3 separate regions of the Homo sapiens genome follow, and regions 1 and 2 are each linked to region 3. Evidence: chromatin contacts called from ENCODE Hi-C or POLR2A ChIA-PET data. All regions are on one chromosome and are shown on one strand. Each heading gives the region's core, a stretch centred on a gene start or an enhancer-like site at or near the end of the contact. The rest is flanking DNA. Distances are from core to core; before and after follow the strand shown.

The links. A loop is a pair of places that touch in the nucleus more often than their neighbours do. ChIA-PET counts read pairs that join two places held with the same protein, here RNA polymerase II (POLR2A). Pooled maps may share reads with other maps.
Region 1: a loop to region 3 is called in a map of naive thymus-derived CD4-positive, alpha-beta T cell, with 3 times the contacts of the local background. The contact joins two enhancer-like sites. A Hi-C loop is called at or near these places in 1 of 168 maps with a recorded cell type or tissue (naive thymus-derived CD4-positive, alpha-beta T cell) and 11 of 50 pooled maps. POLR2A ChIA-PET finds 5 or more read pairs at or near these places in 18 of 52 experiments (AG04450, B cell, CD8-positive, alpha-beta T cell and 13 more).
Region 2: a loop to region 3 is called in a map of heart right ventricle, with 2.6 times the contacts of the local background. The contact joins two enhancer-like sites. A Hi-C loop is called at or near these places in 2 of 168 maps with a recorded cell type or tissue (both heart right ventricle) and 4 of 50 pooled maps.

Annotation. Positions count from the first base shown.
Region 1 is chr1:8,701,156-8,705,582 of GRCh38, forward strand. All of the region lies in intron 1 of RERE (arginine-glutamic acid dipeptide repeats), which reads right to left. Among named protein-coding and RNA genes, the nearest start is that of RERE, 110 kb to the right of the region's middle. RefSeq lists silencers at 64-163, 1,879-2,498. Within about 2 kb of position 2,241, at least 32 of the 41 ENCODE cell types and tissues checked have a DNase peak (open chromatin) inside an H3K27ac peak, as active enhancers do; they include B cell and PC-9, where a contact is called at or near this core.
Region 2 is chr1:8,348,392-8,352,637 of GRCh38, forward strand. RERE (arginine-glutamic acid dipeptide repeats) reads right to left here. Exons shown (of 23, transcript NM_001042681.2): 23 at 4,013-4,246. Among named protein-coding and RNA genes, the nearest start is that of SLC45A1, 32 kb to the left of the region's middle. RefSeq lists an enhancer at 1,472-2,292. Within about 2 kb of position 1,749, at least 10 of the 41 ENCODE cell types and tissues checked have a DNase peak (open chromatin) inside an H3K27ac peak, as active enhancers do; they include heart right ventricle, where a contact is called at or near this core.
Region 3 is chr1:8,522,725-8,527,390 of GRCh38, forward strand. All of the region lies in intron 7 of RERE (arginine-glutamic acid dipeptide repeats), which reads right to left. Among named protein-coding and RNA genes, the nearest start is that of SNORD128, 30 kb to the left of the region's middle. RefSeq lists a silencer at 2,526-2,820 and an enhancer at 2,637-2,686. Within about 2 kb of position 2,612, at least 38 of the 41 ENCODE cell types and tissues checked have a DNase peak (open chromatin) inside an H3K27ac peak, as active enhancers do; they include B cell, PC-9 and heart right ventricle, where a contact is called at or near this core.

The DNA of each region.
Region 1 (4,427 bases), core at 991-3,490, 180 kb after region 3:
CACACAGGCAATTCACTGAGCCTTACTGATACGTTGATGGGGTTTACCATCACAGTCTTCCCTCCCCTAACCTACAATGTAAAAAATGAATTGCCATATAGCTGAAGGCACCGGGATGGGGGTGAGGGGAATACACACACACACACACACACACACACACACACACACGCACACACTCCCTCCCTCCCTCTCTCAGGCATTTCAAAAATAATCACAACCATGTAGATTGTAACATATCCTATACGCTATAAAAACACACACACAAAGGAAGTGGTACAGCTACATTACGTCAGCTCTTGCCTCAATTCATAAATGCAAAAACCACAAAACAAGACAAAAATCTAAACGGCCTTTTTCTGGAAATCTTAGAGTGAATGAATGTGGGTTAAGTCTTTAAATATGTTATTGAACACTTCTCGCAGATGCATTGCTTTCATCAGCCACGGGGAGGGAAAAAGTGTAATCTTGGTCAATTCTATCATGCAACCAGATCAAATAACATTTCAAGTGCAGCCTGCCAAGCGCCAGCGCCTGCCGGAGTACAATGAGCGCTCAACTGCTCTGGACTGAAAAACCATCTTTCACTGGTCCCAGGGATCTTTATAAAATAGTTTAAACACTACTAAATTACAGAGTTAGAAAAAAAAAATACAAGCTCAACTCTGCTGCCCCCACACTATTGTGAAGCTGCTGTTAAGCATCTAAAAATCTGCCTTGTGTAATTTACTAGGCAATGTAAATATTCAGAAAGGCAACTGCCTCTCAGAGCCCAAGTCTAACACATGCATAAAAATGTAGAGTTGGTTGTGCTTCTGGAAATAATTGCCCACAGATCAACGTGCTTACATGGGATATTGTTCCCATCTGTAAGGTTTCAAATCATGTCTACTTTAAATTTGGAGTTTCCAGAAAGAGGAAAAAAAAAAAAAAGCCAGAACTCAAAACAGTAATTTTGGCACAGAATTGTGAGGACTTTGTTAAATCTGTTCTCAACTTTTACTCAGTGTCTCAATCTTAAAACACAGAGGCACAAAGGGAAAATGGAATTTCTCTGTAGACACCCGTGTTCATTCACAGACCATTTTTTAGATTTTCCGTGTGGCTGAGAGGCCTCCAGCCAAACAATGCCCACAGAGCGCGGGGCACATGTGCGCCAGGGACGCTTAAGGGCTGCAAGTAAAACAAAGTAACCTATTACAGGAGTTTCCTTCTCAGCAAACAAAAAGTGGTCAAGCAGGTCTCCCTACAGTTTCAGAAAACAAGAGTTGAGTAAACAAGAGAGGAGAAACAAGGAAGACAGCATCCCACACTAAAAAATTCTTTTAACAATTTAAACGTAAAACAATCGTCAAGAGTACCTCCGCATTTTAGCTACTCTGGCAAAATAACAGTAGTTCGGTCCAAGAAGAAAATTTCATTTGTCACTTAAGTAGCCTCAAATCAAGTCCATCAAATTCATTTTATTTTTAAACTTGTTTATTCCACAGTAAAGCAATGAAGTTTCTGATCAAAGAGCGACTTCTGCATTATACTCGGCTTCAAAAGCACTTTCCTTTCAGAAGAAAAAAATAAAAATATATACATATACATGTATTTTTAAATAGTGTTTTCTCTCCCCCCTCAAAAAAATGTTTTCTGTTCGATTTAATTAACTGAGATTTCAAGAGTTTGGGGCTACTTAAAAACTAGTGAGCCCAACAGAAATGCAATGGGACACGGCAAATACTGACTCCCCGTTCCTGGAAAGCCATCATCATTCTTAGGAACACCCGAGTTCCATCTTTCTAGGGTCGGCTGGAACACTCCGTGCACCCACCCCGAGCCCCCCGCCCGCACTTGTCCAACTTTCTGGCCCGAGATTCGCGTCCCCCTCGACGCACGAGGCCGCCGGCCACTTGCCTGCGGCCCGCTGGCGGCGAGAGCTGAGCCCGCGGGCCTGGTCCTCCTCCTCCGGCGCAGGGCCCCGCCAACTCCGGACCCGCGGAAAGGGGCGGCGCAGGCGGGCAGGTGGGGGCCCGGGGAGTGAAGTGCACTTGCTAAAACAAAAGGAGGCCTGAGCGGCCGCAGGGCACCGCGGCGCGGGCGCAGGTCCCGGCGGCTTGGCGGCTCCGGGAGGCGGTGGCCGCGCGGGGCCCCGCCCGCGGCTAGGGAGGCGGCCGCCCTGGCCCGAGCCTGCTGCCCACGGCCGCGGCACTCAGCTCGCACTCCTTCAGCCCGGGAGGCCGGGCCAGCACTGCCACATGCCGGTGACCCAGACGCCGGGAGAGAAAGAGCAGACTCCCCGCGACGGCGGCGGCCGGCAAAACCCGGGCTGGAGCCCAGCCCGCTCCGCGCGCACCCCTGCTGGCCGCCGCCGCGGGCGCGCGCACACACAATGCCAGCTGCAATTTTATCTCCTTCGTTGCTTGGCCAGCCTCCACCCGCTCCAATCCTCCCTCCCCTCCGACAGCCGGAACTGGGAGCCTGCGTGATTGATGGCAGCTCTTAATAGCGTGGTCAGCTAGAAAATGCATCTGCAAGCAAGATATTAAAGAGGCAGCGCATCCCTGTGAGTGATCAGCATTTCACACATCCTAGAGCTGCCTCTGCTTCTGCCAGGAATATTAATGCCAACCACCTCTGACGTCTAATAAATGCAGATGAAACAACCAACAATCACAGACAAGCTAAACATTTATTTCAAAGATGCACCGGGAGAAAGCAGCATTGTTTCGTGTCAAAGAACACTTCTGACCCCAGTTTTCCTTACACATTAAGAATTCTCTGCAAGCCATTTGTTTAAAAATCTCACCAATCCCTTTTCCACAAGTAAATAAAGATCCATCTGTTAGACAAGACATAGCTTAAATTGTGCATGATTGAAATTCATCTAATAAGGAAGCAAAATAAGTGCACATTCCTTACCATGTGGCTTTAAATAAACATATAACCTACCAGCTACCAGATTCCAAACTCCCTCATTAATTCAATTTTTATGTGAATCTTAACAGATTACCAACTGTTAATTTCAAACTAATTTCTTACCCACCCACAATTAATTCTGGTAAAAAATATATATATCAACTTGCTAAATTTTATTAAAATTAAAGTACATTTAAAGCATGTATTCTCTAGTGGTGATAGCCAAGATCATTTTGTCCTCCCAAAGACATTGTATAGGAATTTTTTAAATGTATTCCTATAAAATACAAATTCTAACTATTAAGTTCACTCAGTGTCAACCCAAATTAGAAAGGTACAAGCTGAAAATTTAAATGATTACTTCTGGTATCTTCACTATTACACCTTTCCCCTTCCAGGCAAGTTTCATGGAACTCTCAAATAGCTTCATAAATGTTAATTAGACTTTCCAAGGCCCTATAAAGTGGCTGCATTATCAGGTACTCTCTTTCCAATAAACAGAGAAATTTAGACAGATTAAAGTGATTTGCCTATAGTCTCTCAACAAGATGGGGGTGGGGCCAGGCTGAATAGAACCCAGGGGTCCTGCTTTGTTGCCACAGACAGCCAAACAGACATGCACATGCATGTTTGCTATTTAAAGATAACTCTGCTGGTCTCTCTTTAAAGACAAATCAAGTTATTCTACAGGACATAGAAATATCTGTCTCAAACTCCTAACACAGCACATGTACTGAGAGCAAGAGCTGATGAGGCATAATGTCTTTGCCCCCCTGAAAGGTGGCTGTGATCAATACAAATCAGAGATGGTCTGTAGTGCAAATCTAGCTCTGCTATAAGCTCCACTAAACACCATTCCTCAGTGAAACCATCCTGAGGGGGACCTGTGACTTGAAAATCTGCTTCATATCCAAGTGGCTATGAGATTACTCCATATATGTCAGAGATGAAATTGATCCTAAAGCCTTGCTACAAAGCTACTCCTGTACTTGGACACACTTCCAATTTTCTAACCAGCTATATCCAGACACATGGCACAGGCTGAAAAGAATTTCTTTTTTCTTTTCTACAGACCATTTTAAAAGTGCCAGTTTATAGTGAGTTGGAAAAGGCTGGTGAGAAGAAGCAAACCGCTCTATTCTGAATTCATACTGTACCTAGTCTCTCAGGGATTCTAAATGCTTTGACAGCATTTTATGCCACTCAAATTCTTTTGTGCTCATCTTGCACCTGCTGCTAATCCAACCTGCACCCAGCCCCCCACTTTGCAGTTACACCAGTTTTTCCACTTCCCCCAGGTATAGGGATTTCTACCACAGGCCAGCAGGCTTCTTCCCACCAGAGCAGGAATAATCTCCTTGCAGCCCCAAACAGCCACTCACAGACCGTTTAAAGCCTCCTTCAGATCTCAGGTCAAACATCACTTTTTCAGAGAAGCTTCCCCTGAGATCCCATTCTAGGTCAAGTTCCTTTGTTATAAGTTCTCATAGAACTGTGTTCCTCCTTCACAGCATTGATCTCCGTTT
Region 2 (4,246 bases), core at 499-2,998, 180 kb before region 3:
CACTCACCAGGCTGGGCTACAGGTTTCTGGGGGAACAGGGATGATTTCCCTGGAATATGCAAGAACTGACAATTGCCTGGCCCCCCCGCAGTCGGGAGGTCCTGGCCCTCCCTGCACCTGCTCAGAGTGTGTCTGCAGAATCCACTCGGGTGCGTGGGGCGTGACGTATCATCCTCAGCGGGGAGCGGGTGGAGGGCATCCGTAGAGGGAAGGAGCAGGTGTCTGGAACTGGGGGTGGGTACTTTTGTGGCACACAAGGACCCCCAGCAGCTGCTCAGGGGGCTTGTCGGGGAGTGGGGGCGCGGTTAGTTATGGGAGTCATGATTCTTGGAAGTCATCCGCTGCTGATGCCATCCTGGGATTCTCTTCCACACAAGGAACATTGAGTTCCTACCGGGTACCTCCCAAGCCTTGGGGGATGCAGCGGAGAACAGAAGAAACCTCCTGTTCTCTAGACAAGGCCTTTGCCCTCATTCTCACAGCCGTGCCCGCCCTGCCTGCCCACAGCCATCAGCCTCACCTGCCCACACTCAGCCCCCTCTTCCCAGCCATCTCCACAACCCGCTCTGCTGAGGCCTGTCCAGTTGCCTGATCTCTGACCCGCCTGTCCGGCCGCCTGCCTCGAGGAAACGTCGGATCTCTTACACAATGCTCGCTGTCAAACCCTCCAGCCTTCCCCACCATCGCCGGGGGCCTTGACTTGCCCCTACACCAGAGCTGCAGGTCTTGTGGCAGCCGCGGGCCCAGGGCAAGCACCTGGGCCTTGTAACGACTGCCACCTGGTGGCCAGGATGGGGATGGACTCTGTTCGACGGCTGCCCAGCAGCAGGGTCCAAGGGGATTGGGGGGTGGGGGGGACTGGGTGGTCACATGCCCAGAAAACAGTGGGATAGGCAAGAAATGGCCTCAGGAATCCTCTCTGGGACAACTAAAAGGTGCTCTAAAAGCCTGTTTTTAATTTGCTCCAATGGATACTCAAACCCTAGGGGTTCATCAGAAGCTGATCCCCCAAGCCCCATTCCCCACTTCTACGATGGTGTCAACCAGGGTTGGAGTCAGAGGGACTGCAGGGCCCACACGGCAGGCACAGTCAAGAGAATGTGAAGGGAGGGTCTCCAGGTGCCCAGCAGAGGCGTCCCTGGGAAGCCTTCCGAAGTCAACCCAAAAGGTCCTTCTATCTGGTCCTTCACACCCACTTTCCAATAGCACATCTGGACTGGCAGCAAGGAACCTTGCCCTGCAGGGCCCGTCCGTCCGTCCATCCGTCCGTCCGTCCATCCATCCATCCATCCATCCATCCATCCAGCAGGGTCCATCCACCCATCCATCCATCCCTCCAATATCTGCAGAGCAAGTGCCTTCCACAAACTTGGTTCATTAAGAAGGGGCCCGGGTGCCTGTGCATACACAGAACTGGGCTGTGGGAGATACAGGGGGACTTCTGCAGCCTGGGTCCCTGAGGTGTCAAAAGGGAACAATGACCACTCTTGACAAAGACAGCCACTAGAGAAGCCACCTTGAGTTGGAGAAGCAGAGAACCAGGTCCCAGAACTTGAGTTGCCAAGGATTCCAGGGCAGCTAGGAACCCAGTGGGGATTCAGGTAAAGGACCTCAGATACCGAGACTGTCAAAGGCCGACAATGCCGCCTCCGAGAGGACCGGGTGAGGCATCTGCAGCTGGAGCTCATCAGGGGCTGAGCAGGAGGCTGTTCCTGGCCCCCTGGGGATCCACGATGGATGCCAGCTCCAGCCAGGCCCCGCCTTCTAACGGGAGGTCCGGGAACCTTATGAACCAGAAAGGGCTTGCTTTATCCTGCAGCCCGTATCAGTCCAACCGGATGGCCAAATGTGCGGCTGCATCCCTTGGCTGGCTCATCTGGCAGATCCTCCTTAGGAGGAGGTAGGGAGGCCAAGGACCCCGCTGTTCCTCGGTCTCCATTGGGCAGCAGGAAGGGCCCCAGGGGTCCAGTGCAGGACAGACTTTTCCACTGGTTTTGGGGCCTGGCAGCTTCATCCCCAGTATCTGGGTAGCTGGTTCTGATTTCAAAGCTCTGAGTTCAGATATGTACCCAAGCCTTCTGGGCTGGTCAGGTGAGGCTGATGGTGGTCACTGAAGTCTGTGCTGGTGCCCAGTCACACTGCCCTGGGTCTCACCATGTGGTCAGGCTGGGGCTAGTGAGGGCTCTTAGCTCAGATGACGGCTCCCCACATCTCAGCTTCCACACAGAAGGGCTCTGGCCCTGACCCCCCCCCCCCCCGCCCCCCGCCACCACTCATCAGCTGATCACATCCACAATTGTATAGCTCACCAGTGCTGATTTTTGAGGGCCTGGAAGCTTGCAATCTCGTGTGTGTGTGGGAGGCCACCGCTGATCTCTCCACGGTGCATCCTTGCCCTTCAGATGCGTGATCTTGACTTACCCAGGTGAGGCTTAAGTGAGGTCTCTCCCTCCCTAGACTTACCATGGACAATTATCAACAATGCAGCCACACACCCAGCTGCACACCTACACTGTGCTGAGGCCCTGGGACTTACACCATGCCCTGCAAAGTGCCATCTTCCTAGCCCACCTGCAGTGGAACCAGCGGGGCTGCTGAGCCACCATGCTCAAGCTGAGGATGCGTTTCCAGGAACAAAGGGGCAGAGGGCACGTGGGACGTCGTTGGGGCAGCAAGAGGCGAGGGCCTGGCTTTGGGGTGCTGCTGGAGGACAGCACCATTTCCCTCCGCCCCGTCCACCCAGCAGATGTCTGGTTAGCATTCCCGGCCCTCTTCCTCACATGGGTGCGTGGCAGAGTGGTGACAATGGCCACAGCTGTTCATGCCTGAGAAGCTGCCCAGCTCTGATGAGGCCTTGTTGTAGCATGAACCTACTATCTCCTCAAGACGCTTGGATCCAACCATTTAACCACACTGAAATCTACACTTCACAGACCTGTACCTGTTAAACCCTGCAGCTTCCTAAGGGGCACAGTCCCGGAGACCCACCAAGACAGCGCCTGGATTCCAGCCTCTCCCAGCCACCCCAGTGCCATCCTCTCACCCAAGACCTGGACTGAGAGCCACCTGGGGCTCCTGTGGCCAGCCTGCGGGCCCATCCCTGTGCCCTGGTCAGCCACGCTGCTGAGCAGGACCCCTGCTGTTCGCCTCAAGGGCCGTCATCGTGTGCGCCACTCGGGTCTTTGCATGGCGAAGCTTTCTCAGGTCCTGAGCGAGGCAGTGCCTGGTGCCTGCTGCTCCCCAAGTCTTTACCACGTGGCGGACCCTGCCTGGTTTGAGGACAGTTTACCAACAGTCAGCTTTCTGGGCTGCTCTTGCCCCATGTCTGCAAACACCTAGAAACTGATGGCCCTATCCCAGATGACAAAGGGTGGACACACATTTCCGGGGACAATCCTGAGGCTCCAGGAAAATGCCCTCAACAGGTTCTGAAGCCACAGCGCAATTCCAACGCCTGCCCCCCTGTGGCCATGTCCACACCCTGCAGGCTGCCTGCAGCCCCTTTGGAGGGTTAGAGCCCCTTAGGCCTGGGATGCATCCTCCACCTGGAGTGCAGCTCTAGAGCTGGGTGGCTGGGGGTGGGGTGTGGGGGCACTGGTAGGCCACGGGGAGGCAGATGGGGGCCAGGCAGGAGGCCGCTAGGATGGGGTGGTTCCGATGTGTCTCCTGAGCAGGCAGGGTGCCACATGCCCATACATGCTGGTAACGCCCACGGATTAGAGGTGTGGGGTGAATGGCAAGGGGTGGGGGAAGATGCTCTTAGTCCCAATGCCAGTGCCTGCTTAGGGCCCATCCCGCTGCTTGGGGAGCCTCCAAAGAAAGACAGCACCCTCACCAGGGAAAGCCTCTTCCCAGACAGAGGATGTTTCTGGAAGCCACTCTGGGATGCAAACAGGGTCCCGAGCAGCAGGGAACAGCCGACTCTCCCTCTGTCCCTTCCCCACCTGGGGTAACAGCCAGGATCCCCGCCCACTCTCCAGGAATGAGACAGTGCACGGGAGACACCCAAGGGTTGTAGTGTAGCTTGGTTTTATTTATGTCCACAAATATTTCAAAAAAATTACAAAATACTCAAATGGAGAGAACACAGAAGTCACGATTTCTGGGTGTCTACTGTTTACACTGTGTTATCTCATGGCAAACTACTCATATATACATTTAGCTTCAAGATATATAGAAACGTAGCAAATCCGAGTGTGCACGCTGCCTCTGCCGCAGTGGAGTGAAGCTCAACCTCGAGGACACC
Region 3 (4,666 bases), core at 1,362-3,861:
TAGCCAGGCATGGTGGCAGATGCTTGCAATCCTAGCTACTCAGGAGGCTGAGGCAGGCAAATCGCTTGAACCCAGGAGGCGGAGGTTGCAGTGAGCTGAGATCACACCATCATACTCCAGCCTGGGCAACAAGAGCGAGACTCCGTCTCAAAAAAAAAAAAAGAATGAAGTGTCAGGCCAGGCACGCTGGCCTGTAATCCTGGCACTTTGGGAGGCCAAGGCAGCATGGATTGCTTGAGGCCAGAAGTTTAAGACCAACCTGGGCAACAAGGTGAAATCCCTTCTCTACAGAAAATACAAAAAATTAGCCAGGTGTGGTGGCGCCCACCTGTAGTCCCAGCTATGTGGGAGGCTGAGGCAGGAGAATCACCTTAGCCTAGGGAGGTCCCCAGGGAGGTCAAGGCTGCAGTGAGCTGAGATCACACCACTGCACTCCATCCAGCCTGGGTGACAGCGTGAGAACCTATCTCAAAAAGAAAAAGAAAAAAAAGTGACATGTCAATTAAACACAATCAAGTTCATTCTAGCTTTCAACCAAAGACAGACTGCAAAACTTATGTTGACAGAGGAACGCTTTAAATGTGAGGCTCCCTCAGATTCGAATTCGAGATTCTATTACAATGATAAGAACAACTAATAAGATATTAACTTTGTGAACTTCTCTATTTTTTGAAACATCTACTTGCTACATTCCCAACATTTCCTGATATTCTCAAGTGCAACAGAAGCAGAACCATAAGCCAAAATGAAACAAACTAGCATCTTTTCCATGTTCAAGCTACACAGACCAAAGACTTCATCAACCACCAGAGTAACTTCCCATGTGCTGTTCCCTCACCTCCTCCACCAGACAAGCACAGAAGCCCTGAAGCAAGCCTTTAGCATTCCAAAAAATATTTTTCCCAGACAGGATAATATAGAAGAAATACATACCACACTCATTAGAGTTACTTTATTGGATTTGAAACATAGACAAATTCGACTCTTAACAACAGAATATCCACAGATCACAGTCAGCAACCACAAGTCTTCACCATCAAATAGATGGCGGCATCCAAGCTCCATAAATACAGATTTGTACTAGGCCCACACAGGCCAGCCACACCAGTGGCAGGAACCTGATCCAGAGCTGATTCGGCTGTGAGCACAGCTTCCTGTTCACATTTTTATTTGTTAACTGTAAAGAAAGTTTCAGAAGAGGTAAAGATCTAGAACAGAAAGGCAATATTCTCCTGACTCAAACAATGAGTTTGTTCCTTGAGCATGAAATGTGAGTCCTGCCCAGATCCCACAAGTGCATGACAGAAAGTGGTGCAGTGTCCAGTTCCTCTCGTCTATTGAAGGGATACTTTTATTAAAAGAAGCAGGAAGGAAGAGCAATGGTGCTTTTAAACAGAGTAAAATAAGGCGAGTTCCAGAAGCAACATTATATGGTATGGGGTACCTCCCCAAAACTCCCCAGTGCAATGCCCAAATAAATATGGTCACAATGGGAAGAAAGCCCTCACATGGGTAAAAAAATTGATCACAAAAATAATAAACGCACACCCTAAATTATCCTTCTACAATTCATCTCCTTAGTTGCAATCCCAAAATTGAATCTGTAAGAATACAGATTATACTTCAGTAATATTTTCAGTGACTAGAATTCACCAACATTAGCCTTCCTAAAAACTTTCCACTAAAATCAAGGGCCTCCCTGGAAAGAGTTGACCATGCAACACTCCAAATTCACACTACACCACTAAGAGCTTACACAAGGAATTTCTCCTTGTATCAATGCATAGTAAATTTCTTCTCCTTCCTATGAGGGTTTTTCAGTTGCACATTCTTCTATATTGTATGCTTTCTTCCATCCTCACAAATGCACAAAATTTAGGTGGCATTCAAATTTTTTCTAACCTTTATCAGAAGAAAAAGGAGTGGAAACAAAAAGGAGCAAACAGTATAATTCAAAAACTTCATTTAATATCTACTTGGGTAAGAATTCAATTTGTCCTAAATCTTATTCTGACTGGCTCCCTAAATAAACCACAGTGAAAGCCATCTGTCTGAACCTGCTCTGCAACAGGACACCCCAAAAGCACAACTTCCCCTGGGTAGAAGAAACTAGTGTCTGGCTATCAAGCAGTGGGTACGAAATGAGGCCTTGTCAATGACTGCCTTCTCAGCACCAACTACTCTTTTTACTCCATTTAAGAGAATAGAATTCCAAGTCACATGACAACATACACATATGCAAAAAATGCTATCCGATTCTAAAACAGATACAAAAATAAACAAAATACCTAAACTTCAATTTCTAACACAAAAGTCAATGCATACTTTTTTTAATTGCCAAAGAATTTTCCATAAGCTCTAAAAGGAAGATGAGTCTGCTTCCTTTTGAAGGCAAGAGACTAAGTAAAAACTGATGTGACATAACCTTTCATTTTTAAAAAAATCAATTTTAAGGTGTTATTGTTGCAATCATAATTCACAACTGTTCCCTGAATATGTCAGACTTCAGAAAAAGATCACAAAAATTATAATTTGCTCTGGCAAACAGGCTCTCAATCAAAACAAGGTTCCACCCACCTTCAAAGCAACCAATAGAAGCCCACCTACCATCCTTCCTAAAACATCCAAACAGAGCTGCTCTGCGGCCCAGGCATTCCATACTAGCCACAAGGCAAGGGGGCGGCCTGCAGGCTTGCTCTGCAGGTCTTGAAGGCAAACAAGCTTGGCAACACACACCCAGCACGACTGAGGTTAAGATTATACTACGAGCCGAAGAGGTAAGGGGAAGAGGACAGGGACAGAGGGACCCGCAAAGCTTCACATTCTATATCTGCTGAATGCCTCTCCGGTAGTCCCCATTCTTAGTTCTGATTTTACGCTTCACAATACCACCTACATGGCCAGCTAGGGCTGAATTAAAGGCTCTCAGGAACATGCACTATGAATGATGAAATGATTCATAAACACCTTCAGAAGTGAGAAAGAGCAGCAAAACCCATCACTGTTTCGGTGAGGCCAGGGGAAGATAGCCTACCTGCAGGGGCTGAATGGATCATCCATGACTAACACGGGCTCTGGTGAGTCTAGCTGGATTCCTGAACCTTTACTTTCTGCTAAAACTCTGCCCTTTTCTACACTAACAACTCAAAATGGAGGCACATGCAGTCTCAGAGACCTCATAGAGCTTTCACTGAGCTTGTGCTATGACCTAAGCCTTCACGCAGAACGCAGAAACTTCCCCTCACTCTGACAGGACTGAGCATGTGCTGTGACCCTCCCTCATCCACACACTGTCTCTCCACGACGCAATCAATCTCAACCCTGCTGTTTCCGTAAATAAAGCCCAGCCAACAGACTCTGCAGCTTCTCCCTGCACACCAAGCTAGTGTGCAGGGAAGTGGGGCCTTAGAAAGGGGATCCAAGACAGCCAACAGCAGGGAACTGAGCAAGCCCAGCCATGGAGAGGCTTCAGTTAAATGCCCTGCTCTGTCAGGAACTCAGCAAGCCAAGCCACGGAGGAGCGTCAGTTAAATGCTCTCTGCTCTGTCAGCACAACAGCAAGTTTTGTCTTTTTTTTTTTTTTTTTAAGGTAAATGGTGATTTTAAAAAGCAAGATCACCAAGAAATAGAATCAAAAGACAGATATGAATGACTACACACAAGATCAACTAATAGAAATACTGCAACACATTTAAAAACATAGTAGTAGCTACTTAAGAGAAGCAACTTCACAAATTTCTTTTTGAAACTCTAAACATTTTGAAAAAGACCAAACAATCCGGGTAAAGTTATGGAGTGCTTGGCCTTGTCACACAGGTACAGACACAGTGTAGATGGTATTGTGAGCAGGGTAGCTAAAGAAAACTGTATTTTCTGCAAACAGCTTAATCTTCCTTAGATAAGAAACTAAAAATAATAAATAAAACATTCCCCAAATAATAAATTAAAACATTTCCTAAAGTAATACTAGCCCAATCAAGTCTAGCTTGAAGAATCTAATTCTAACAATTAGAAAGACAGGAAGGTTCAAGATTCAACATCGTGCCACAAACACATGAACATCCAAAAATCTCATTTGAGGTCCTGATTCAAAATACTAAGGCAGATCCATATAAGAAATCCTAGCTTTGGATGTGCAGGCTTAGTTTCCACTTACAAACTAAGAGGTGATTCTATAGATTATTAATCAGTTACAAAAAGAAAAAGAAATGGAAGACCATGAACCTCGCCAAAATTATAAAGGACAAGATAGGGCAGGAAAGGGCAGTGCCAATTCTGTTTCCCAGAAATGTAATGGAATGTCAGGAAATTAAAGCCTGTTGAAAAGAACACACAGTGTCCTCAAGATTCCTACAGTGAATGCAGAATCAATTCCATTTCCATAGCACTCCCGTTTATGCTATGAAATAAACTAAATTCTGAAACTATGATTCAATAAACTCTTATCCTGCCGATAATGTAATTTAGAAAATACAAGAAATGCCAAGTACACTTAAATACGTTTTCCTTTGACCTAACACATGAAACAAGTATCTACAGGCTGGAAGAACATTTTCCCTTATTGGTATGTGAGACAACATATTCCCAAAACTGCTGTTACTACCAACAGTCTAGAGAAAAATACTTTCTAAACACAAAAGCAATGGAATTAGAACCTAGCAGCCAA